Linked DNA regions of Homo sapiens: region 2 is linked to region 1. A link is an interaction called in ENCODE POLR2A ChIA-PET data of the cell type or tissue named here. Cell type or tissue: K562. All regions are shown on one strand. Each heading gives the region's core, and the rest is flanking DNA. Links, peaks and the distances in the headings are about the cores only. Region 1 overlaps JAK3 (Janus kinase 3). Region 2 holds the start of NIBAN3 (niban apoptosis regulator 3).

Evidence for each region. Peaks named below come from ENCODE experiments on the same cell type or tissue, not always from the same donor. Only the 100,000 strongest peaks of a DNase experiment are listed, where the experiment ranks them.
Region 2: POLR2A ChIA-PET joins it to region 1 with 6 read pairs; 6 of 35 experiments call an interaction of 5 or more read pairs at or near these places.

The regions. Positions count from the first base shown.
Region 1 is chr19:17,825,450-17,834,145 of GRCh38, reverse strand. JAK3 (Janus kinase 3) reads left to right here. Exons shown (of 24, transcript NM_000215.4): 18 at 1,217-1,356; 19 at 1,438-1,627; 20 at 2,348-2,472; 21 at 2,746-2,918; 22 at 3,526-3,643; 23 at 3,928-4,038; 24 at 7,236-8,696. The coding sequence ends at 7,403. Among named protein-coding and RNA genes, the nearest start is that of INSL3, 8.3 kb to the right of the region's middle. RefSeq lists enhancers at 1,924-2,507, 2,508-3,092 and a silencer at 3,064-3,113. In K562, for the core only: no CTCF peak of the experiment used is centred there; DNase peaks (open chromatin) are centred at 3,135 and 3,815; H3K4me3 peaks cover 1,284 bases; H3K27me3 peaks cover 658 bases.
Region 2 is chr19:17,521,433-17,536,044 of GRCh38, reverse strand. NIBAN3 (niban apoptosis regulator 3) reads right to left here and starts at 8,778. Exons shown (of 15, transcript NM_001321827.2): 1 at 8,650-8,778; 2 at 5,160-5,290; 3 at 3,657-3,782; 4 at 2,344-2,458. The coding sequence starts at 8,704. RefSeq lists enhancers at 4,653-5,271, 12,993-13,052 and a silencer at 8,817-8,926. In K562, for the core only: no CTCF peak of the experiment used is centred there; no DNase peak of the experiment used is centred there; H3K27me3 peaks cover 598 bases.

The sequences.
Region 1 (8,696 bases), core at 1-8,000:
GAACTCTTGACCTCAGGTGATCCGCCCACCTCTACCTCCTAAAGTGCTGGGATTTCAGGTGTGAGCCACCATGTCTGGTCTATTTCATTCTTTTAAAAAAATGTTTGGCTGGGCGCAGTGGCTCATGCCTATAGTTCCAGCTATAGGTAGGTGGATCGCTTGAGCCCAGGAGTTCAAGACCAGCCTGGGCAACATGGCAAAACTCCATCTCTACAAACAAACAAACAGAAAATTAGCCAGGCATGGTGATGCATGCCTGTATGCATTTTTATTTTATTTTATTTTATATTTTTGAGACACTATCTCCCTCTGTCACCTAGGCTGGAGTGCAGTGGCGTGATCCTGGCTCACTGCAACCTCTGCCTCCCTGGTTCAAGCAATTCTCCCGCCTCAGACTCCCAAGTAGCTAGGATTACAAGGGCGTGCCACCAAACACGGCTAAATTTTTGTATTTTTTAGTAAAGACAGGGTTTTGCCATGTTGGCCGGGCTAGTCTTGAACTCCTGGTCTCAAAGAGATCCGTCCACCTCAGCCACCCAGTGCTGGGATTACAGGCATGAGCCACCACACCAGGCTGGATTTTTTTTTTTTTTTTTTTTTTTTCTGTGATGGGGTTTTGCTATGTTCCCCAGGCTGGTCTTGAATTACTGGCTCAAGCAATCCTCCTGCCTTAGTCTCCCAAATAGCTGGGATTACAGGCACACACAACCATGCCCAGTGTGATATTTAGTCTTCATTCAATGAGGGTGTCCAGGCCCACAGGAACCTCTCACTTAGTGGCTGCACTCACCTCAGGCGTTGGGTCCCCGTTGGATCCTCTGCAGATAAAAGAGAGAGTGTGGAGGGCCCCGTATTAGGTTTCCATGGGTCAGGACTGGAGGGGCACCCAGCATATCTTGTCCATCAGCCTGAGCTCAGTCATGTGGCCACATTTCATAGCAGTGGAACTGGGGAAATGAGTTCTCATTATGTCCTCCATCTTTGTAGCCATGTGGAGTTGCACAGGGTGTGCACTGCACGAGGAGGCTTCCTTTGCCTGGGACAGAGTGGGAGACACCTTTTTCCAGTCTCCACAAGGTACCCTTTGGCTTGCAATGGCCCTGCCATAATGCACAGAGAGGGTCAATATGCAGATGGAGGTTGCACAGCAAGTCAACTCAGGAGTGGGGCCCAGGATGAGAGGCGCTGCTTACCACTGCCCATGCCCCCACCCCAGACTATGAGCTCCTCTCAGACCCCACACCTGGTGCCCTGGCACCTCGTGATGGGCTGTGGAATGGTGCCCAGCTCTATGCCTGCCAAGACCCCACGATCTTCGAGGAGAGACACCTCAAGTACATCTCACAGCTGGGCAAGGTAAGGTGGGCAGGGCCAGGGTGGGTTGGAGAGGGCAGGGCAGCATCCAGGTGCCTGGACATCAGTCCCGCTATCCCCCAGGGCAACTTTGGCAGCGTGGAGCTGTGCCGCTATGACCCGCTAGGCGACAATACAGGTGCCCTGGTGGCCGTGAAACAGCTGCAGCACAGCGGGCCAGACCAGCAGAGGGACTTTCAGCGGGAGATTCAGATCCTCAAAGCACTGCACAGTGATTTCATTGTCAAGTATCGTGGTGTCAGCTATGGCCCGGGTGAGCCAGCTCCCGGATGAGTGAACCAAGACGTATGGGTGCTTTTCAAAGTGCACATTCTTACCCTCCTGCCAGGCCACTTTAGGTAGGCTGGGAACGTGATTATTGATCCAGATTCACATGGGTTACAGGTTTGAATCCTGACTCTACCCCTTACCAGTTGTGAAACCTTAACTTTTCTGAGCCTCAGTTTCTCCAGCTGAAAAATGGGCCATTGTGATATTTACTTTGTTGTTGTTGTTGTTTGTTTGTTTTTTTGAGACAGAGTCTCGCTCTGTCACCCAGGCTGGAGGCAGTGGCTCAATCTCGGCTCACTGCAACCTCTGCCTTCCAAGTTCAAGTGATTCTCCTGCCTCAGCCTCCAGAGTAGCTGGGATTACAGGAGCGTGCCACCACACCCGGCTAATTTTTGTGTTTTTAGTGGAGATGGGTTTTCACCATGTTGGCCAGGCTGGTCTTGAACTCCTGACCTCAAGTGAGGCTTCCAAAGTGCTGGGATTACAGGCGTGAGCCACTGCACCTGGCCGTGATATATAAACACATCAATGTATGTTGTAGAAAGTACTCAAGAGATATTAGCAATGTGTCATTGTTGCGGTTCCCATATTACAGTCAGCAAAACTGAGGTCGAGAGGGACACAAGGTCCCACTGTGAAAGGGGGGAAGAATGGGGGGACGAGCAGGGCTGGGCCCTGCTGTGACAGATCCTGCCTTCTCCAGGCCGCCAGAGCCTGCGGCTGGTCATGGAGTACCTGCCCAGCGGCTGCTTGCGCGACTTCCTGCAGCGGCACCGCGCGCGCCTCGATGCCAGCCGCCTCCTTCTCTATTCCTCGCAGATCTGCAAGGTGCGAGGGGGCGCCCCGGGACTTGTGGGGATTCAGCTGGCACGGCCTGGGCAGGGGTCTGCTTGGAGGTCGCGGTGAAGGCTGAGGAGTGGTTTGGGGTCCAGGTCTCGGGAGTGGTGGGGTTGGCTTAGGGCTCAGGATCAGAACTTCAGTGGAGGATGGCTCGGGGGTAGGGTTATAGTTGGGGTCTGGGTTGGGGTGCCAGGTCACGCTTGGGGTACCTGCCGGATTATCCTGGGATCCTCTCTGCACGCTCACACCGCCCGCCCGCAGGGCATGGAGTACCTGGGCTCCCGCCGCTGCGTGCACCGCGACCTGGCCGCCCGAAACATCCTCGTGGAGAGCGAGGCACACGTCAAGATCGCTGACTTCGGCCTAGCTAAGCTGCTGCCGCTTGACAAAGACTACTACGTGGTCCGCGAGCCAGGCCAGAGCCCCATTTTCTGGTGGGGAACCCGCGCCTAGGCTCCGCCCCTATTCCCCACGGCTCTGGCTCCGCCCCCAGCCATGCCCCCGCCCCCTCCCGCTGCTTTGCTCCCCAGCCTTAGCCCCGCCCTTCCTCCGCTGCAGCTTTGGCCCCTCCCACTCCCCAGAGCCCCGCCCCCTCAACAGCACTGGCTCCTCTGTCTCCCGCTGCCCTGCTGTCAGCGGCCCCCAGCCTTAGCCCCGCCCTTCTCTCAGCTCTCGCCCCGCCCAAGCTTCAGAACCCCACCCCTCCAACACGCTGGCTCCGCCCCTCAGGGCTGGCCCCCTCTTAGTTCCGCCCTTCCCCCCGCCCAGTTCTGGCCCCTCCCCCTCCCACGGCTCTGGCCCCGCCCCCATCTCCGCCCCTCCGTGCTGCCCCCGCCTCCTCCCCACAGCCTTAGCTCTTCCCAGGCACCTCCCAGGGCTGGAGAATCCACCTATCCCACAGCCAGGGAAACCGAGACCCTGGAGACGGGACTGACCTGCTCACAGTCCCCACCTACCCTGACCAGTTCCCCATTCCAAGGCTGCCCCCCTCTTCCTGTCCTTTCTACACCCTCGCATCTCAAGACCTTGTCCCCTCTCCAGGTATGCCCCCGAATCCCTCTCGGACAACATCTTCTCTCGCCAGTCAGACGTCTGGAGCTTCGGGGTCGTCCTGTACGAGCTCTTCACCTACTGCGACAAAAGCTGCAGCCCCTCGGCCGTGAGTCGGCTTCCCAGAGCCCCCAGCCTTCTTCTCCCTCCACGCCCCTCGTGGCCAATCTCCAACCTGTCTGCGCCTGCGTCCCTCTTTAGCATGGGGTCACCTGGTCCCAGCATCATAGGCCCCAGTGGGGAGGACGCTTCCTCACCTTTCTGACCCCTTCACGGTTCAGGCAGCCCCTCCCCGCTCCATCACAGATGGCCCCTACCCCCACCACGGGTGGCCCCTCCCCCTCCACCCACGGAGGCTCCTCCCCCACCACATGCGCTCCTCCTTGGCTCCAGGAGTTCCTGCGGATGATGGGATGTGAGCGGGATGTCCCCGCCCTCTGCCGCCTCTTGGAACTGCTGGAGGAGGGCCAGAGGCTGCCGGCGCCTCCTGCCTGCCCTGCTGAGGTGAGCGCCGCAGGGCTAGCCTCAGTTTCCCAGTCTGTAGATTGGGCCGGGGTCTCGGGCAAGCCAGCTGGCGCCTGAGTCTCTGTACTGAGAAGAAAGGCTAGAGTGTGAGGCCGATGAGGATCCTGGCCCCCACTTGGCTACTCTCTCACTGTGTGGCAAGTCAGAGCACTTTCAGAGCCTCAGTTTACCCTTTTCCAAAATGAGAATAGTAATGCCTTATAGGGTGAGGGAAGATTAGACTCCTGAACACCTGTGCCTATGAGGGCTCAGCTCAAAGCCGAGCACACAGTCGATGCTCCATAAATGGTGGTGACGTTCATGGTTTTTTTTTTTCTTTCTTTCTTTCTTTTTTATAGATGGGGGCTCACTCTGTTGCCCAGGCTGGGGTGCAATTATAGCTCACTGCAGCCTCCAACTCCTGAGCTCAAGTGATTCCCCTAGTTCAGTGTCTCTAGTAGCAGGAGCTACAGGTGTACACCACCACACTTGGCTAATTTAAAAATAATTTTTTAGAGATGGGAGCCTCACTATATTGCCCAGGCTGGTCTTGAACTCGTGGGCTCAAGCGATTCTCCTGCCTCAGCCTCCCAAAGTGCTGGGACTATAGGTGTACATCACCATGCCTGGCTAATTTAAAAATAATTTTGGCCAGGTGTGGTGGCTCACACCTGTAAACCCAGCACTTTTGAAGGCTGAGGCGGTCAGATCACCGGAGGTCAGGAGTTCGAGACTAGCCTGGCCAACATGGTGACACCCTGTCTCTACTAAAAATACAAAAATTACCCATGTGTGGGTGCCTGTGATCTCAGCTACTTGCGAGGCTGAGGCAGGAGAATTGCTTGAACCTGGGAGGGGAAGGTTTCAGTGAGCCAAGATCATGCCACTGCACTCCAGCCTGGGCGACAGAGCAAGATTCCATCTCAAAATAAATAAATAAATAAATAAACAAACAAATAAGATAAAAATAATTTTTTTAAGAGACAAGGTCTCGCTATGTTGCCCAGGCTGGTCTTGAACTCCTGGGCTCAAGCGATCCTCCTGCCTTGGCCTCCCAAAGTGCTGAGATTTACAGGCATAAGCCACTGTGCCTGGCTAATTTTAAAAAATTTTTTTAAAGAGATGGGGTCTCTCTGTGTTGCCTAGGCTGGTCTTGAGCTCGTGGGGTCAAGTGATCCTCCTGCCTCGGCCTCCCAAAGTGCTGGGATTACAGACGTGAGCCACCACATCCCACCCTCTCATGGTTTATAATCATATAATCATAACCTTTGTGGAAGTGTCTGACATGCAGTTGGTCATTGATAAATTAATTTGCTCAGGCCAAAAACATTTATTGAGTGCCAACTGTGTGCCAGGACTTGTTGGGTGCTGAAGACCCTGTCCTCCCAGTAACTAGCAAAATCTGATAAGAACATTCTAGGCTGGGCACGATGGCTCATGCCTATAATCCCAACACTTTGGGAGGCTGAGGCAGAAGGATCACTGGAGCCCAGGAGTTCAAGACCAGCCTGGGCAACGTAGTGAGACCTTGTCTCTACAAACAATACAAGCAATAGCCGGTGTGGTGACATGCACCTGTGGTTTCAGCTACTAGGGAGGCTGAGGCAGGAGGATCACTGGAACCCAGGAGTTCAAGACCAGCCTGGGCAACATAGTGAGACCTTGTCTCTACAAACAATACAAGCAATAGCCGGTGTGGTGACATGCACCTGTGGTTTCAGCTACCAGGGAGGCTGAGGCAGGAGGATTGCTTGAGCCCAGGAGGTTAAGGCTGCAGTGAGCCATTATTGTACCACTGCACTCCAGCCTGGACAACAGAGTGACACCCTGTCTCAAAACAAAACAAAACAAAACAAAACAAAACAAAACAAAACAAAACAAAGACAAAATTATGGTAGTGATAAGTGCCTTGAAAGAGATGAACAGAGGGAAATGGTGGGGTGGGGGTGGTCAAAGAGGGCCTCTTACGGGGCCGACGCTGGAAGGAGGAGGAGCCTACCCATGAGTAAAGCTAGGAGAAGAAATTTCCAGTGGAGGACACGGAAGGGAAAAAGGCCTTGGGGAGGTAATGAGCTGGGTGCCTTTAAGCACCAGTGCGATGGAGGCAGATGTGACTGCCCGGAACAAATGAGGGAAGGAGGGATGGAGATGAGCGAAGGAGGGCATCAGGGAGAGGTGGTGTTTTTTTGTTGTTTTTTTTTTTTTGAGACGTGGTTTTGCTCTTGTTGGCCAGGCTGGAGTGCAATGGCGCAATCTCGGCTCACCACAACTTCCGCCTCCCAGGTTCAAGCAATTCTCCTGCCTTAGACTCCCGAGTAGCTGGGATTACAGGCACACGCCACCTGTAATTTTTTTTTTTTTTTTTTTTTTTTTTTTTTTTTTTTTTTTTTAGTTAAGATGGGGTTTCTCCATGTTGGTCAGGGTAGTCTCGAAAGGAGAAGTGTGTTGTAAAATCCATAAGGGCTGGGCGCGGTGGCTCACACCTGTAATCCCAGCCCTTTAGGAGGCCGAGGTGGGTGGATTACATGAGGTCAGGAGTTCAAGACCAGCCTGACCAACATGGTGAAACCCCGTCTCTACTAAAAATACAGACTTAGCCAGGTGTGGCGGTGTGTGCATGTAATCCCAGCTACTTGGGAGGCTGAGGCAGGAGAATCGCTTGAACCCAGGAGGCAGGGTTTGCAGTGAGCCGAGATCGCACCACTGCATTCCAGCCTGGGCAACAAGAGCGAAACTTTATCTCAAATAAATAAATAAGTAAGATCCATAGGGAGCCATGGGAGTTTTTGGAGCAGAGATGGGATGGAATTTAATTTGTGTTTTAAAACTGAATGAGTGCGGTGGCTCATGCCTATAATCCCAGCACTTTGGGAGGCCAAGACAGGTGGATCACCTGAGATCAGGAATTTGAGACCAACCTGGCCAACATGGTGAAACCCTGTCTCTACTCAAAATACAAAATTAGCCAGGCGTGGTGGCACGTGCCTATAATCCCAGCTACTCAGGAGGCTGAGGCAGGATAATTGCTTGAACCCGGGAGGCGGAGGTTGCAGTGAGCCGAGATCATGCCATTGCACTCCAGCCTGGACAACAGAGCTAGACTCCGTCTCAAAAAAACAAAAACAAATACGCTGAATGGGAGTTGTGTCCTTTGGACTGCTCAGGCACGACCCCATTATCTGTCCCCCGCCCCTCAGGTTCACGAGCTCATGAAGCTGTGCTGGGCCCCTAGCCCACAGGACCGGCCATCATTCAGCGCCCTGGGCCCCCAGCTGGACATGCTGTGGAGCGGAAGCCGGGGGTGTGAGACTCATGCCTTCACTGCTCACCCAGAGGGCAAACACCACTCCCTGTCCTTTTCATAGCTCCTGCCCGCAGACCTCTGGATTAGGTCTCTGTTGACTGGCTGTGTGACCTTAGGCCCGGAGCTGCCCCTCTCTGGGCCTCAGAGGCCTTATGAGGGTCCTCTACTTCAGGAACACCCCCATGACATTGCATTTGGGGGGGCTCCCGTGGCCTGTAGAATAGCCTGTGGCCTTTGCAATTTGTTAAGGTTCAAGACAGATGGGCATATGTGTCAGTGGGGCTCTCTGAGTCCTGGCCCAAAGAAGCAAGGAACCAAATTTAAGACTCTCGCATCTTCCCAACCCCTTAAGCCCTGGCCCCCTGAGTTTCCTTTTCTGTCTCTCTCTTTTTATTTTTTTTATTTTTATTTTTATTTTTGAGACAGAGCCTCGCTCTGTTACCCAGGGTGGAGTGCAGTGGTGCGATCTCGGCTCAGTGCAACCTCTGCTTCCCAGGTTCAAGCGATTCTCCTGCCTCAGCCTCCCGAGTAGCTGGGATTACAGGTGTGCACCACCACACCCGGCTAATTTTTTTTATTTTTAATAGAGATGAGGTTTCACCATGATGGCCAGGCTGATCTCGAACTCCTAACCTCAAGTGATCCTCCCACCTCAGCCTCCCAAAGTGTTGGAATAATAGGCATGAGCCACTGCACCCAGGCTTTTTTTTTTTTAAATTTATTATTATTATTTTTAAGAGACAGGATCTTGCTACGTTGCCCAGGCTGGTCTTGAACTCCTGGGCTACAGTGATCCTCCTGCCTTATCCTCCTAAATAGCTGGGACTACAGCACCTAGTTTTGAGTTTCCTGTCTTATTTCCAATGGGGACATTCATGTAGCTTTTTTTTTTTTTTTTTTTTTGAGACGGAGTCTCGCTCTGTCGCCCAGGCTGGAGTACAGTGGCGCAATCTAGGCTCACTGCAAGCTCCGCCTCCTGGGTTCACACCATTCTCTCGCCTCAGCCTCCCAAGTAGCTGGGACTACAGGCGCCCGCCACCACACCCGGCTAATTTTTTGTATTTTTAGTAGAGACGGGGTTTCACCTTGTTAGCCAGGATGGTTTCCATCTCCTGACCTCGTGATCTGCCCGTCTCGGCCTCCCAAAGTGCTGGGATTACAGGCATGAGCCACTGCGCCCGGCCCTCATGTAGCTTTAAATGTATGATCTGACTTCTGCTCCCCGATCTCTGTTTCTCTGGAGGAAGCCAAGGACAAGAGCAGTTGCTGTGGCTGGGACTCTGCCTTTTAGGGGAGCCCGTGTATCTCTTTGGGATCCTGAAAGGGGGCAGGAAAGGCTGGGGTCCCAGTCCAC
Region 2 (14,612 bases), core at 3,863-11,862, 300 kb after region 1:
GAGGTGCATATCTGTGACAAGATGGGATTTTCTGCCTTGGAACTGGTCATTTTGCTCCTTGATACGTCTGGGACACTTTCAGTGGCTAAGTTTTGCTTTCTTTTATTTATTGTTTTTAAATTTTAATTTATTTTTATTTCAGAGATGGAGTCTTCCTCTGCTGCCCAGGCTGGAATACAGTGGTGTGATCATAGCTCACGGTGGCCTCAAACTCCTAGGCTCGAGTGATCCTCCCACTTTGGCCTCTCAAAGTGCTGAGACTGCAGGCGTGAGCCACCTGGCTTTTTTTTTTTTTTTTTGACAGAGTCTTGCTCTGTCTCCCATGCTGGAGTAAAGTGGCGCTGTCTTGGCTCACTATAACCTCTGCCTCCCAGGTTCAAGCAATTCTCCTGCCTCGGTCTCCTGAGTAGCTGGGATTATAGGCGTGTGCCACCACGCTCGGCTAATTTTTGTATTTTTAGTAGAGGTGGGGTTTCGCCATGTTGGCCAGGCTGGGACCTCAGGTGATCTGCCCGCCTTGGCCTCCCAAAGTGCTGGGATTACAGGCATGAGCCACCGCACCCAGGTTTTTATTTATTTATTTATTTATTTAAATAGAGACAGCTCCTGGCTCTGTTGCCCAGGCTGCTGGAGTTCAATGGTGTGATCATAGTTCACAGCAGCCCCTAACTCCTGGGCTCAAGTGATCCTCCCGCCTCTGCCTTCTGAGTAGCTGGGACTACCGGCACATGCCACCACACCTAGGTAATTTTATTTTTTAAAATGTTTGTGGAGATGGGGGTCTCACTATGTTACCCAGGCTGGTCTGGAACTCCTGGCCTCAGGGGATCCTCCTGTCTCTGCCTCCCAAGTACCTGGGACTACAGGCATATGCCGCCACAGCCAGCTCACTGTTCATTACCAAGGGCCAGGCCATAATATATTTAATCAACCCTCAAGAGATGGGTATTTGGGCAGATTCTGATGTTTTGAGCAGCATCAACATCTCAGCAGACTACATTTTTGTGTCCTTTGACAGCAAGATAGCTTTTAGGTGAAGCAGAGGGTGCAATTCTAGCTCTGCCCTTGACTGTGTGACAATCCTCAGCCTCAATGTCCTTATCTGTGAAATGGGGTAGTTAGTGATGGGCCTGCCTGCTGGGCAGACTTTATGAGATAGTGCAAGCCCAATGCTGAGTTATTTGCCAGGCACATGCCTGGAATTGGAATTGTTCCTTCTCTAATTTCTTTTCTTTTCTTTTTTTTTTTTTTTTTGAGATGGAGTCTTGCTCTGTCACCCTGGCTGGAGTGCAGTGGCGCGATCTCGGCTCACTGCAAGCTCTGCCTCCCGGGTTCACGCCATTCTCCTGCCTCAGCCTCCTGAGTAGTTGGGACTACAGGTGCCCGCCACCACAACTGGCTAATTTTTTGTATTTTTAGTAGAGATGGGGTTTCACCATGTTAGCCAGGATGGTCTTGATCTCCTGACTTCATGATCTGCCCGCCTCAGCCTCCCAAAGTGCTGGGATTACAGGCGTGAGCCACCACGCCCGGCCTACCTTTTGTATTTTTAGTAGAGACAGGGTTTCACCATATTGGTCAGGCTGGCCTCATGAGGTCTCCTCCTGACCTCAGGTGATCCACCTGCCTTGGTCCCCCAAAGTGCTCGGATTACAGGCGCATGTCATTACACCGGCTAATTTTTGTATTTTTAGTAGAGACGAGGTTTCACCACGTTGGCCAGGCTAGTCTCGAACTCCTGACCTCAAGTGATCCGCCCACCTCGGCCTCCCAAAGTGGTGGGATTATAGGCATGAGCCACCGTGCCCAGCCTATTGTTTTTAATTGTTTTTGTTGTTGTTTTTGGAGATGGGGTTTCAGTCTATTGCCCAGGCTGGAGTGCAGTGGGGCAATCTCGGCTCACTGCCACCACCTCCCAGGCTTAAGCGATCCTCCCGCCTCAGCCTCCCGAGTAGCTGGGACTACAGGCATGAGACAGTGCACCCATCCCAGATTTTACTGTTTTTATCCTTTGCTATTCTGATTCTGGTCCCATGACCTAACTCTCCCCCTCACCCTTGCAAGAGTGGGTGTTTGTTTGTTTGTTTGTTTGTTTGTTTTCCAGAGTAGGGATGCTCACCCGTAGCAACGCTGCCCCCGGGAGACACTTGGCAATGCTGGAGACATTGGTGGTTGTCGCACCCAGGGTGGGGGCTGCTGCAGGCAGGGAGTGGGTGGAAGCCAGGGATGCTGCTTACTGCCCTGCTGTACACGGGACGCCCCCACCGCAGAGAATGATCTGGCCCCACATGTTAATGATGCTGGGGTGGAGAAACCTGTTCCTGGGAACCCCGGGACCCTTACCCAAGGATTCAGGGCAGAGAGCATCCAAAAGGCGGAGATATTCTCGCTGGGAAGTCAGGAGCGTGTATCCTGTCAGGGCTGTTGAGCCAAGGCAGTGGCCCCCGTTTTCATATTCCTACAAAAGGTACCCAGAGAACCAACCTGGGACAGGTCTGAACTGTGGCTTCTGTGTCCCAACTATACCATCAAGGGAAGATTTCAGATGAGCTGAAAAATCCTCTGCCCCTCCCACCCCTCCCTCCCTCTCCTTTCCTCCATTCCTCCCTCTCTCTTTTTTTTTTTTTTTGTTTTTGAGACAGAGTCTCACTCTGTCACCCAGGCTGGAGTGCGATGGCGCGATCTCAGCTCACCGCAACCTCCACCTCCCAAGTTCAAGTGATTCTTCCACCTCAGCCTCCCGAGTAGCTGGGATTACAGGCACCCGCCACCACAGCAGGCTAATTTTTGTATTTTTAATTGAGACGGGGTTTCGCCATGTTGCCCAGGCTGGTCTTGAACTCCTGACCTCAGGTGATCCACTTGCCTTGGTCTCCCAAAGTGTTGGCATTACAGGCCTGAGCCACCGTGCCTGGCCCTAGGTTTTGTATTTTTAGTAGAGACGGAGTTTCACCATGTTGGCCAGGCTGTTCTTGAACTCCTGGGCTGAAGGGATCTATTTGCCTCAGCCTCCCAAAGGGCTGGGATTATAGGCGTGAGCCACGAGGCCCGGCTCTCCCTCCCTTTTTTTTTCCTCCTCTCTCCCTCCATCCATCCTACCTCTGCCCCCATAACTTTCTCCCTTCCTCCCTCCTGTTCTTGCCCTCTCTCTCCCTCCTTCCCTTTCCCCTTTCCCTCCCTTCCTCCCTCAGTCCCTGAGCTCCCAGCACCCACGGGCTCCCCACGTGCCGGTCCGGTCCCAAGTGCTGTCTGAGGACCCTCTTGTTGAACCCTCAAAGCCCTACATGGTGTGAAACATCCCATTTCACAGAAGTGGAAACTGAGTTTCAGAAAGGTAGTGATCGCTCCAAGCTCCCCAGCCAGAAAGCAGAGCGGCCAGAGGTGTGACTTGCAAAGGCCCCAAGAGGTTGAAACCACAGCTCTGATACTGACCACGACCCTATCCCTGGCCTGGGCCTCAGTTTACCCACCCAGCACAGCAGGGGATGGGACGAGATGGTTGCCTACAACAGGCCAAACACATAGGGGCACAAGATTCATCCTGGGTGATTGATAGAGGTGGGGCTATGCTGAGATATGGATCCCACAAACCTTGAGGCTGACGGGGGTGGGAAGGAGGGACCCAGAAGTAGAAAGGCCACGTGCCAATCACGCACCTCCTTGTGGCTGAACCACTCTAGGCGGCCGTCCCCACGCAGAACACAGAAGATCGGCTGCCACCGGGGTGGGTGGCCCCGAAGCTGGGTCAGGGGTCCTCGGTGCTCACGGACTCGGGGCAGCTTCTGCAGAAAGAGGGAGCAGTGGGTGTCAGGGGGCTGTGGGCTGATGTCCCTGTGGCCCGACCACCCAGACACCCGCTGTATCCTGGGGTGACGCTAAGGTCCCGTGATGCCCCAGGCTGGACAGAGAGAGTCCTAGGCAGGAAGGGGCTCTGTGTCCACAGCTCCTGGAGCCCCCCGCCCTGGGTGGGCACAGCTGGGAAGTGGGGCATTCCGGAGAGGCAAAAAATCTCAGCCCCAACTGGAGCGTGGGACCAAGCATTAGTAATAAGCGTGGATCCCAGGTTGAAATCACACCTCTGTAGTGTGACCTCGAGAAGGCCATTTGGCCTCTCTGTGCCTCAGTTTCCTCATCAGTCAAAGACCTGTCTACCAAAGGGGTGAAGACTGAGTGAGGTGTGTGGGGCACACAACCTCATGGCTCCAGAGATGTCTGGAGGCCAGGCGCTCACGCTTGTAATCCCAGCACTTTGGGAGGCCAAGGTGGGGAGATCACTTGAGGTCAGGAGTTCGAGATCAGCCTGGCCAACATGGTGAAACCCCGTCTCTACCAAAAATACAAAAATTACCCAGGCATGGTGGCGGGCGCCTGTGGTCCCAGCTACTCGGGAGGCTGAGGCACGAGAATCGCTTGAACCTGGGAGGTGGAGGTGGCAGTGAGCTAAGATTGCGCCACTGAACTACAGCCTGGGCAAGAGAGCAAAACTCCATCTAAAAGAAAATGTTACTCCATTCCACATCATGATATGCTAACTTGTTTGGAGTCTTCTACCTCCCATCAGGTTGTGAACCCCAGAGGTTACCGCAGGATCTGTCCTTGTCACTGGACAAGGGCTGTGTGTCCTCATGCCCAGCCCATGATGTGGCATGAATTACATGCTCAGTGAATGGTTGTGTGTGTGTGTGTGTGTGTGTGTGTGTGTGTGTGTGTGTGTGTGTTTGACAGAGTCTAGCTCTGTTGCCTAGGCTGGAATGCAGTGGCACAATCTGGGCTCACTGCAATCTCCACCTCCCAGGTTCAAACGATTCTCCTGCCTCAGCCTCCCAAGTAGCTGGGACTACAGGTGCGCGCTACAGGGTCTGGCTAAATTTTTTTTTGTATTTTTAGTAGAGATGGGGTTTCGGGGTTTCACCATGTTGGCGAGGCTGGTCTTGAACTCTTGACCTCTGGTGATCCGCCTGCCTTGGCCTCCCAAAGTGCTGGGATTACAGACGGGAGCCACCTTGCTTGGCTGCTCAGTGAATGTTTATTTAAACAATGCATATTTAAAGTCATCCTATGGCAATGGCAAAGGTCTGAGGTTGGAAGCATGGCCTAGGGAGGGCTCCTCCAGGACCCTCCCCTAACACTCAAACGTCCTCTGCCCCCACAACACCCACTTTGCTGCGTAGCAACTGGCTTCCGGTCGGCTCCTGAGGGCCCAGCTCTCGAGAGATCTGCCGCAGGACAGACGCTGCCAGCTGCCCACGGTAGCAAGGCAGGAAGTTCCTCAGCAGGGTGTCCACCTGACCTGCAGGGACAAGGGGACAGTGAACCCAGCAAATTGAATCTGCCCAGGAGACCTGCTTGGGGAGGGCAAAACAGACAGGGAAGCCACCTGGGGGCTCCTGTAGTCATCCTGAGCTTCCAGACAAGTTGTCACCAAATTTCATTCATCCTTCACCCTCCATGCCTGTTTCCATCCATGTGGCTGGGTGAGGGAGCTTCTTTTTTTTTTTTTTTTTTTTTTTTTTGAGATGGAGTCTTGCTCCGTTGCCAGGCTGAAGTGCAGTGGCACGATCTCAGCTCACTGCAACCTCTGCCTCCTGGGTTCAAGCAATTCTCCCGCCTCAGCCTCTCGAGTAGCTGGGACTACAGGCGCACGCCATCATGCTGGGCTAATTTTTGTATTTTTTAGTAGAGACGGGTTTTTTGTTTTGTTTTGTTTTGTTTTTTGTTTTTTGTTTTGATGGAGTCTCACTCTGTTGTCAGGCTGGAGTGCGCTGGCACGATCACAGCTCACTGCAACCTCTACTTCCTGGGCTCAGGTGATTCTCCCATCTCAGCCTCCCAAGTAGCTGGGACTACAGAGACTACAGGCTTCTGCCACCACGACTGACTAATTTTTCTATTTTTAGTAGAGACGAGGTTTCGCCATGTTGCTCAGGCTGGTCTTGAACTCCTGAGCTCCAGTGATCCACTTGTCTTGCACTTTTTTTTCTTTTTTTTGAGACAGGGTGTCTGTCCCCCAGGCTGGAGTGCAGTGGTGCAATCTCAGCTCACTGCAGCCTTGACCTCCTGGGCTCAAGTGATCCTCCCACCTCAGCCCCACTCCAGTAGCTGGGATCATGTGCACGTGCCACCATGCCCAGCTAATTTTTTTATTTTTGTAGAGACAAGGTCTTGCTATGTTATCCAGGCTGGTCTCAAACTCCTGGCCTCAAGCAATCCTCCCACCTTGGTTTCTCAAAGCGCTGGGAATACAGATTGAGCCACACCTTCACTTATAGCTCACGTATCATGTAAGCATATGGTTTGCTGAGCTTTGACACAATCACACATCCGTGAAACCCTCACCACAATCAAGATGAGCGGATCCATCACACCCAAAAGTGTCCCCATATGCTTTACCTGGGGAGCTTTTCAAAAGCTTTTAAAGCTCCAAAGCACACAAGTGAACTTTCTGTGAGTGATGGAGGTGTGCTGTATCCTGATCTATCTGGGAAGTAGTCATATGGGTGATGGGTGACTAGCTCTTTGAGCTGTTGCCCTAAGGCTTGTACACTTGACTGTAAATAAAACATAGTTCCATTCTGCTGCCCGGAATGTGGACCCAATGGCTGGAGCTCCAGCAGCCATTCTGTGCCATGAGGCTACCTTGGGCACAGGAATCCACACATGGCAGAGCCATGAGATGAAAGGACTTTAGGTGTCTAACTTTTACTAGCCTGCCTGCTTCCACACCTCTCAGTTTGAGGAGAAAAAAAAAAAATCCTTATCTTGTTTAAGCCACTATCTGGGGGAAAAAAATCCCAGTGCTACATAGAGTAACTCTTTGAATCCTTACAATGCCCCCCCAGCCCCATGAGCTAGGCGTTGTTGCTATCCCCATTTTACATATAAGAGAATGAAGCCCAGGGAGGTGAAGTCACTCACCAAAGGGCACACAGCAAATGAGGGAATGACCAGGGTGTGAACGTGAATTGTTTGTTTGCAAGATACATCACTGGCCTTAGCACATGCTGTTTCTCCTGTCCAAAATGCTCTTCTGGTATCTCCTTCCTTCCAACACCATCACATCCCTCCAGCCCTGGCTTGATCATTGTCTCCTCAGTGGGCAGTCATCCACCTCTGCTCTTCCCTACCCTCAAGGAACATGTGAGCTCTCTCCCATCATTCTCACCATGCAATTTTGGGTCATGACTTGACCCAAAAACCAAAAAAACACTCTTCCATGCTGCTGCATGGAATGTAGACCCAATGGCTGGAGCTCCAGCAGCCGTTCTGTGCCATGAGGTCACCTTGGGCACAGAAGCCCCACATAGCAGAGCCACCAGAGGGAAGGTGTTTAGACCATGAGCCTGTGAGGGTAAGGCCAATACCAACCCCACAATGTCCCCAGCGCCCAGCACAGTTGCTCACCCCACATATGAGGACAGAGGGACCCGAATGGCACTGAATCTGGCACTGGCCCCTCTTAGTCTCAAATTGGGAACTGAGCCTCCATCCCCAGGGTCCTACCGAGGGGCCTGCTGGTCCCTGCCCGCTCAGGAAGACATCCCTCAGGGCCTGGCTGGGTCTGGGACACCCTCCACTTGGCCCTATGCCTCCCACCTGAACCCCTGCCCTAAATCAGGTCACTAGATTTACCAAATAAAAATAGAAGACACAGTCTTCTGGGCACAGTGGCTCACACCTGTAATCCCAGCACTTTGGGAGGCTGAGGTGAGCAGATCACCTGAGATCAGGAGTTCGAGACCAACCTGGCCAAAATGGTGAAACCCCATCTCTACTAAAAATACAAAAATTAGTCAGGCATGGTGGCACATGCTTGTAATCCCAGCTACTCGGGAGGCTGAAGCAGGAGAATAGCTTGAATCCTGGAGGCGGAGGTTGCAGTGAGCCAAGATTGCGCCACTGCACTCTAGCCTGGGCAACAGAGGGAGACTCCATCTCAAAAAACAAAACAAAACAAAACAAACAAAAAAAAAACCATAAAGGGGTAATTGGTTTTCAGCATAAGTGTGCACTATGCAAAATCTGGGATACACTTATACTAAAAATAAGATGCAGGCTGGACACAGTGGCTCCCGCCTGTAATCCCAGCACTTTGGGAGGTTGATGTGGGAGGATCGCTTGAGCTCAGGAGTTCAAGACCAGCCTGGGCAACATAGTGAGACCCTGTCGCTACGAAAACAAATAAAAAATTAGCCAGGTGTGGTGGTGCACGCCTGTGGTCCCAGCTATTCGGGCTGAGGCGGGAGGATCGCTTGAGCCCACAAGTTCAAAAGCAAACTGGCCAACATAGGGACACCCTGTCTCTATTAAAAAAAAAAACAACCAATGAAATAATTAGTTGGGCATGGTGGTACATGCATGTGGTCCCAGCTACTTGGGAGGTTAAGGCGGGAGAATTGCTTGAGCCCAGGAGGCCAAGGTTGCAGTGAGCCACGATCATACCACGGCACTCCAGCTTGGGCAACAGACAAGATCCTGTCTCAACAATAAAAAAAGATTCACTGCGTGAAATTTACATTAAGAAGGCATCCTGTGTGTTTTGACAGCCCTAGGTCTGAACCGAACCCCATCTGCTGCATGGAGCATGTGGACCCAATGGCTGGAGCCCCCACCCACCTGGACTCCCACCCTGTCCCCTCCCCGGCTGCTCACCCCTTAGGTGCTGCCGCTGCTGCTTGTCCAGAGGGCTCGAAGGCCGCCCACCCATGCTGCTGTCGTCTCCCGGGGCTCCTCTTCCCTTCCCCACGACCACCGCCTGCGTTCCTCGGCTCAGGGGCACCTGGATGGCGGGTGAGAGGCTTGGTCACAGTGGGTTCAGAGGCCCCGCCCCTGCCCCACCCCACGCTGCACCTGCGTCCTCCCCACTCCCCTGGGGCCCGTGTTGCCCAGAGCCAGTGGTTTCTGTAGAGGCTGCGGGGACAGCCCCGGGGTTAGGTTGTGGGGTGTGGGAGAAAGAAAATCATAGCTCGTCTTGGAGGAGGGTGGCAGGGCAGACATCTGGCAGGACCGGCCAGCAGTCGTTGTGTATGGGGGCTGGAACAGGGGGATGGGCAGGGATGCGGCATCTAGTTCCTGGTGCCACACCCCCCCACCAGCACTGTGCCTACCCTGTGCCCGGTGAGGCTGGACCCCAGAGAGGATACAGCCCTGGCCCAGCTCCTAGGAGTCCCCAGGCTGGGGAGACAGAGCTGGACAGGCACTCCCAGACTGTCCCTGAGGTCAGTGCTGGGGCAGGGGGGCAGATGCCAAGGTCTTAGAGGATGGGTGGCCTGGCAGGGGTGAGCAGAGAGACTTGGGGGCACTGAAGCTTCATCCTTGATTCCTTCTTCAGGCCCCCAACACTGTCCCTCCCACCAGTCCATCACCTGGACTCCATTTCTTTTTCCTTTTTTTTTTTTTAGAGACAGGGTCTTGCTCTGTTGCTCAGGCTGGAGTGCAGTGGCACGATCATGGCTCACTGCAGCCTGGAACTCCTGTGCTCAAGTGACCCTCTCACTTCAGCCTCCAGAGTAGCTGGGCCCACAGGCACACGCCACCACCATGCCTGGCTAATTTTTGTATTTTTTGTAGACACGGGGGGTCTTCCTATGTTGCCCAGGCTGGTCTCAAACTTCTGGACTCAAGTGATCCGCCCACCTCGGCCTCCCAAAATGTTAGGATTACAGGCATGAGCCACCACACCTGGCATATTTCACGTTTTAAGTGTCTCTTAAAGGTGTCCTTTTTTTTTTCTTTGGGACAGACTCTCGCACTGTCGCCCAGACTGGAGTGCAATGGCACTATCTTGGCTCACTGCAACCTCCACCTCCCGGGTTCAAGTGATTCTCCAGCCTCAGCCTCCCGAGTAGCTGGGATTACAGGCGCCCGCCACCACACCTGGCTAATTTTTTGTATTTTCAGTAGAGACGGGGTTTCATTATGTTGGCCAGGCTTGTCTCAAACTCCTGACCTCGTGATCCACCCTCCTTGACCTCCTAAAGTGTTCTTTTTTTTTTAAACGGTGTCTCACTCTGTTGCCCAGGCTGGAGTGCAGTGGCATGATCTTGGCTCACTGCCACCTTCGCCTCCTGGGTTCAAGCGATTTCTGGCTAATTTTGTTTTGTTTTGTTTAGTAGAGATGGGGTTTCCCTGTGTTGGCCAGGCTGGCCTCAAACTCCTGACCTCAGGTGATCCTCTCGCCTCAGCCTCCCAAAGTGCTGGGATTACAGGTGTGAGCCACGTCACCCAGCGAAGGTGTCCCTTTTCTTGGGCCCAAACCCCATCTTTAGCACCCCAAAACTCTCCGTGCTGACCTCCCGAAGCTCTCCCATTGCCCTTTGGGAAAGCACCACTGAGGGCCCAGCCTCATCGCTCCAAGAGCCCTCTGGCTCCACTCAGCCCCCTGCAGCTCCCGAAGCCCCCATGTCCCTCTGACCCCCGCGGTCTTGTCCAGTGCCTAGAGAACTCTTGCTCCCGCCTCCTGCACGTGGTCGCCCAAGCTTCACCCCTCAGGTGAAAAGACCAGATACCAGCCCCTTGGAGAGCCGTCCCTGTGCCCCTGGACTGGTTGGGCGCGACCTTTATGTCCCAGCATTTGACCTGGTTTGGTTAGTTGGGCGTCTCCACCCCTTCACCTGTTTTGTGCCTGGCACAGAGCAGCCCTCGATGTTTGCTGAATGAATGCATGAATAAACGTGTGCATGAATGAATGAATGAATGAATGAATGAATGAAGGGAGGGACGGAGGGAGGGAGGGCATGCAGTCTACACTCCAAGCGGAAATGTGATCAAATGGAGCCATCACAGGTTTTCTGATGAGGGGAGTGTCAAGCACTGAGCTCTGGATCCAGCGTTGGCTGGGGAGTGGGGTGGGTCCCTGAAGACCTCTCAAGGACACTGAACACTTCCCAGCAGTCAGGGGCTCCAGGCTGGAGGAAGGAAAGTCCAGAGTGTGGCCCCTCAGATGGCAAGATCCCCAGGGAGCCCCTGAGGCAGGCGGGCAGGTCATCGATGAATAGAGAACACGTGTCCCTCAATGTCCATTGCTCCTATTGGCCTCAGTAGTAGAATCCCTGATCATAACGGAGCCCATGGCTGTCCAATGGAGACTCATCTTCCAGACTTCCTTGCTGCTATGTGGGGCTGTGCAACCCAGGCTGGCCATAAAGGAGTGAGCAGAAGTGTCTTCGGTGAATCCTGGGAAGCTTCTTCATGCTAGAGCTGGAACGTGGACACAATGGCTGGAGCACAAGCAGCCACCTTGGGCCATGAGGCAGAATCCAGCTGATGACAGGGCAAAGCAATGATGTAGAAGGAGCTGGGGTTCCTGAAGAATGTGTGACATTGCTCTACCAGCCCTGAATGGTGTCTCTCCAGAGAAAGAGCTAAACCTCTGTTTTGCTTAAGCCTCTAGTAATATCTGAATGTAATCTTCACTAACAGCCCAGGATTCATTTCTTCTTTTAAAAAAATTTATGTTTTTTCAGCTGGCTGTTGTGGCTCAAGCCTGTAATCCCAGCACTTTGGGAGGCCGAGGCAGGCGGGTCACCTGAGGTCAGGAGTTCGAGACCAGCCTGGCCAACATGGTGAAACCCTGTCTCTACTAAAAATACAAAAAATAGCGGGCGTTGTGGTGGGCGCCTGTAATCCTAGCTACTCAGGAGGCTGAGTCAGGAGAATCACTTGAACCCAGGAGGCGGAGGTTGCAGTGAGCTGAAATCGGACCACTGCACTCCAGCCTGAGCAACAGGGCGAGACTCTGTCTCAAAAAAAAGAAAAAAGAAAACCATCAGATGATGAGACGGGCAAGGAAGAAAAATGCAGCAGGAGGGGATAGAGGATGGGCATGGAGGGGTCACGGAGATGAAAGGAAGCGAGGAGTTGGGCGCAGTGGTTCATGCCTGTAATCCCAGCACTTTGGGAGGTTGAGGCAAGTGGATCGCTTGAGGTCAGGAGTTCGAGACCAGCCTGGCCAGCGTGGTGAAACTCAATGTTTCTACTAAAAATACCAAAATTAGCTGGGAGTGGTGGTGGGTGCCTGTAGAACCAACTACTTGGGAGGCTGAGGCAGGAGAATTGTGTGAACCCGTGAGGTAGAGGTTGCAGTGAGCTGAGATCACACCACTGCACTCCAGCCTGGACGACAGAGCAAGACCGTGTCCCCCCAAAAAAGAAAGCGAGGGCCCAAGCCATGCAAAAAGCTGCAGGAAAGGAGATACCGGGCAGCGGGCTCAGCACAGGCAAAGGCCCTGGGGTGGGAATGTGCTCAGCGGGCTCCAGGAACAGCAGGAAGTGGGTGCGCTGCAGGGAGACTGAGTGAGGGGCTGATGTTGCTGGGGAGAGGGAGAGGTGAAAGGGGCCACGTGGAGCCTTGTGGGAAGGGTGAATTTCACTCCGAAGGCAAAAGGAGCAGGAAGAGTTGTCACTCTCGCAAAGAGTAGGAGATGGTGACAGCCCCAGGCACAACCATCCATGTGGGGTCCCTGTGCTGGCAGCTCAATTTCCCTTCACTTCGCAGCCCCGTGCCTGCCGCTCTGGGGGCCACGGCCTCCTGCCCTCAACCAGCCCCACAGCTGAGCTTCCGCTCAGCTCTCTTTGCTGTTTACCAACCTCCTTCCGGTCAGGCCCCATCCCACTTCCTCACTCTCACATCTGAGTGGCCTGCCGGGACAAGACGTTGAAGCAAACTTCACTTTCTGTGGTTTCGGCTCCACTCTCACCCTGCACAGCCGCCTCTGCGCAGGTTTCAATTCCCATCTCCTGCTCAGCCGGGTGCCTCCTCTGGATCCCCCCACAGAAACTTGCACGTGGCTGGGCAGCCCCCATGCACCCACCAGCCTCCCACACTGTCGTCCCTGGGGCCTAGAGAAAGCTGAAGGGTGGGCCATGAGCAGATGCATTCTGGGAAAATGTGCAGGAGCCCAGCACATGGAGACTAGACTCTCTGGTGCTTTCAAGGCTCTGAGCAGGTCCGCAGCATGGCTGAATGCAGTGCTTCGCCCTGTCAGTGCAGCTGGAGCTCAGCAGAGGGTTGACTTATGTCCCCCAAAGGACATGTCTACGTCCTGACCCAGGAAACTCAGCATGTGACCTTATTCGGAATACTTATTCCAAATAAGCATTTATTTGGAACTTATTTGGAATACTCATTTGGTATCTTGAGATGAAACCACCCTGGGTGCAAGGCGATCCTAAATCCAATGACAGGTGTCCTTATAAGAAAAGAATGCTGGGCACAGTGGCTCATGCCTGTAATCCCAACACTTTGGGAGGCTGAGGCTGGAGGATCGCTTGATCTCAGGGGTTGGAGACCAACCTGGGCAACATACCAAGACCCCGTCTCCGCAAAAAATTTGTACAAGTAGGCAGGCGTGGTGGTGCATATCTGTAGCACCAGCTACTTGGGAGGCTGAGGTGAGAGGATCGCTTTAGCCCAGGAGATGGAGGCTGCAGTGAGCTGTGATTGCACCACTGCACTCCAGTCTGGGTGACAGAGCGAGACCCTGTATCAAAAAAATAAATAGGAGGCGAGAACACACAAGAGAAAGAAGTCCAAGTGAAGACAAGGAGAGACTGGAGTGATATGGCCACAAGCTAAGGAATGCCAAGGACAGGAGAGGCCTGGGATGGGTTCTGCCTCAGAGCCTCCAGAGGGAACCAGCCCTGCCGCCACCTTGACCTTGGACTTCTGATCTCTATAGCTAAGACAGAATACATTTGTTTTTTTGTTTTGTTTTGTTTCATTTTAAGACGGAGTTTCGCTCTTGTTGCCCAGGCTGGAGTGCAGTGGCGCAGTCTTGGCTCACTGCAACCTCCGCCTCCTGGGTTCAAGCAATTCTCCTGCCTCAGCCTCCCAAGTAGCTGGGATTACAGGCGCATGCCACCACACCCAGCTAATTTTTGTATTTTCAGTAGAGATAGGGTTTTGCCATATTGATCAGGCTGGTTTCAAACTCCTGACCTCGGGTGACCCGCCCACCTCAGCCTTCCAAAGTGCTGAGATTACAGGCGTAAGCCACCGTGCCCAGCTTTTTTTTTTCTTGAGACCGAGTCTCGCTCTGTCACACAGGGTGGAGTGCAGTGGCGCGATCTCAGCTCACTGCAAGCTCCGCCTCCCTGGTTCAAGCAATTGTTGTGCCTCAGCCTCCCAAGTAGCTGGGATTACAGGTGCACACCACTACGCCCGGCTAATTTTTGTATTTTTTTTTTTTTTCGAGATGGAGTCTCGCTGTATCTCCCAGGTTGGAGTGCAGTGGTGCGATCTCAGCTCACTGCAAGCTTCGCCTCCTGGGTTTTATGCCATTCTCCTGCCTCAGCCTCCCAAGTAGCTGGGACTACAGGCGTGCACCACCTATGCCCAGCTAATTTTTTTTTGTATTTTTAGTAGAGACGGGGTTTCACTGTGTTAGCCAGGATGGTCTCGAACTCCCGACCTCGTGATCCACCAGCCTCGGCCTCCCAAAGTGCTGGGATTACAGGTGTGAGCCACCGCGCCCAGCTAATTTTTGTATTTTTAGTAGAGAAGAGATTTCACTATGTTGGCCAGGCTAGTCTCGAACTCCTGACCTCAAGTGATTTGCCCACCTCATCCTCCCGAAGTGCTGGGATGACAGGCGTGAGCCACTGTGCCCAGCCTG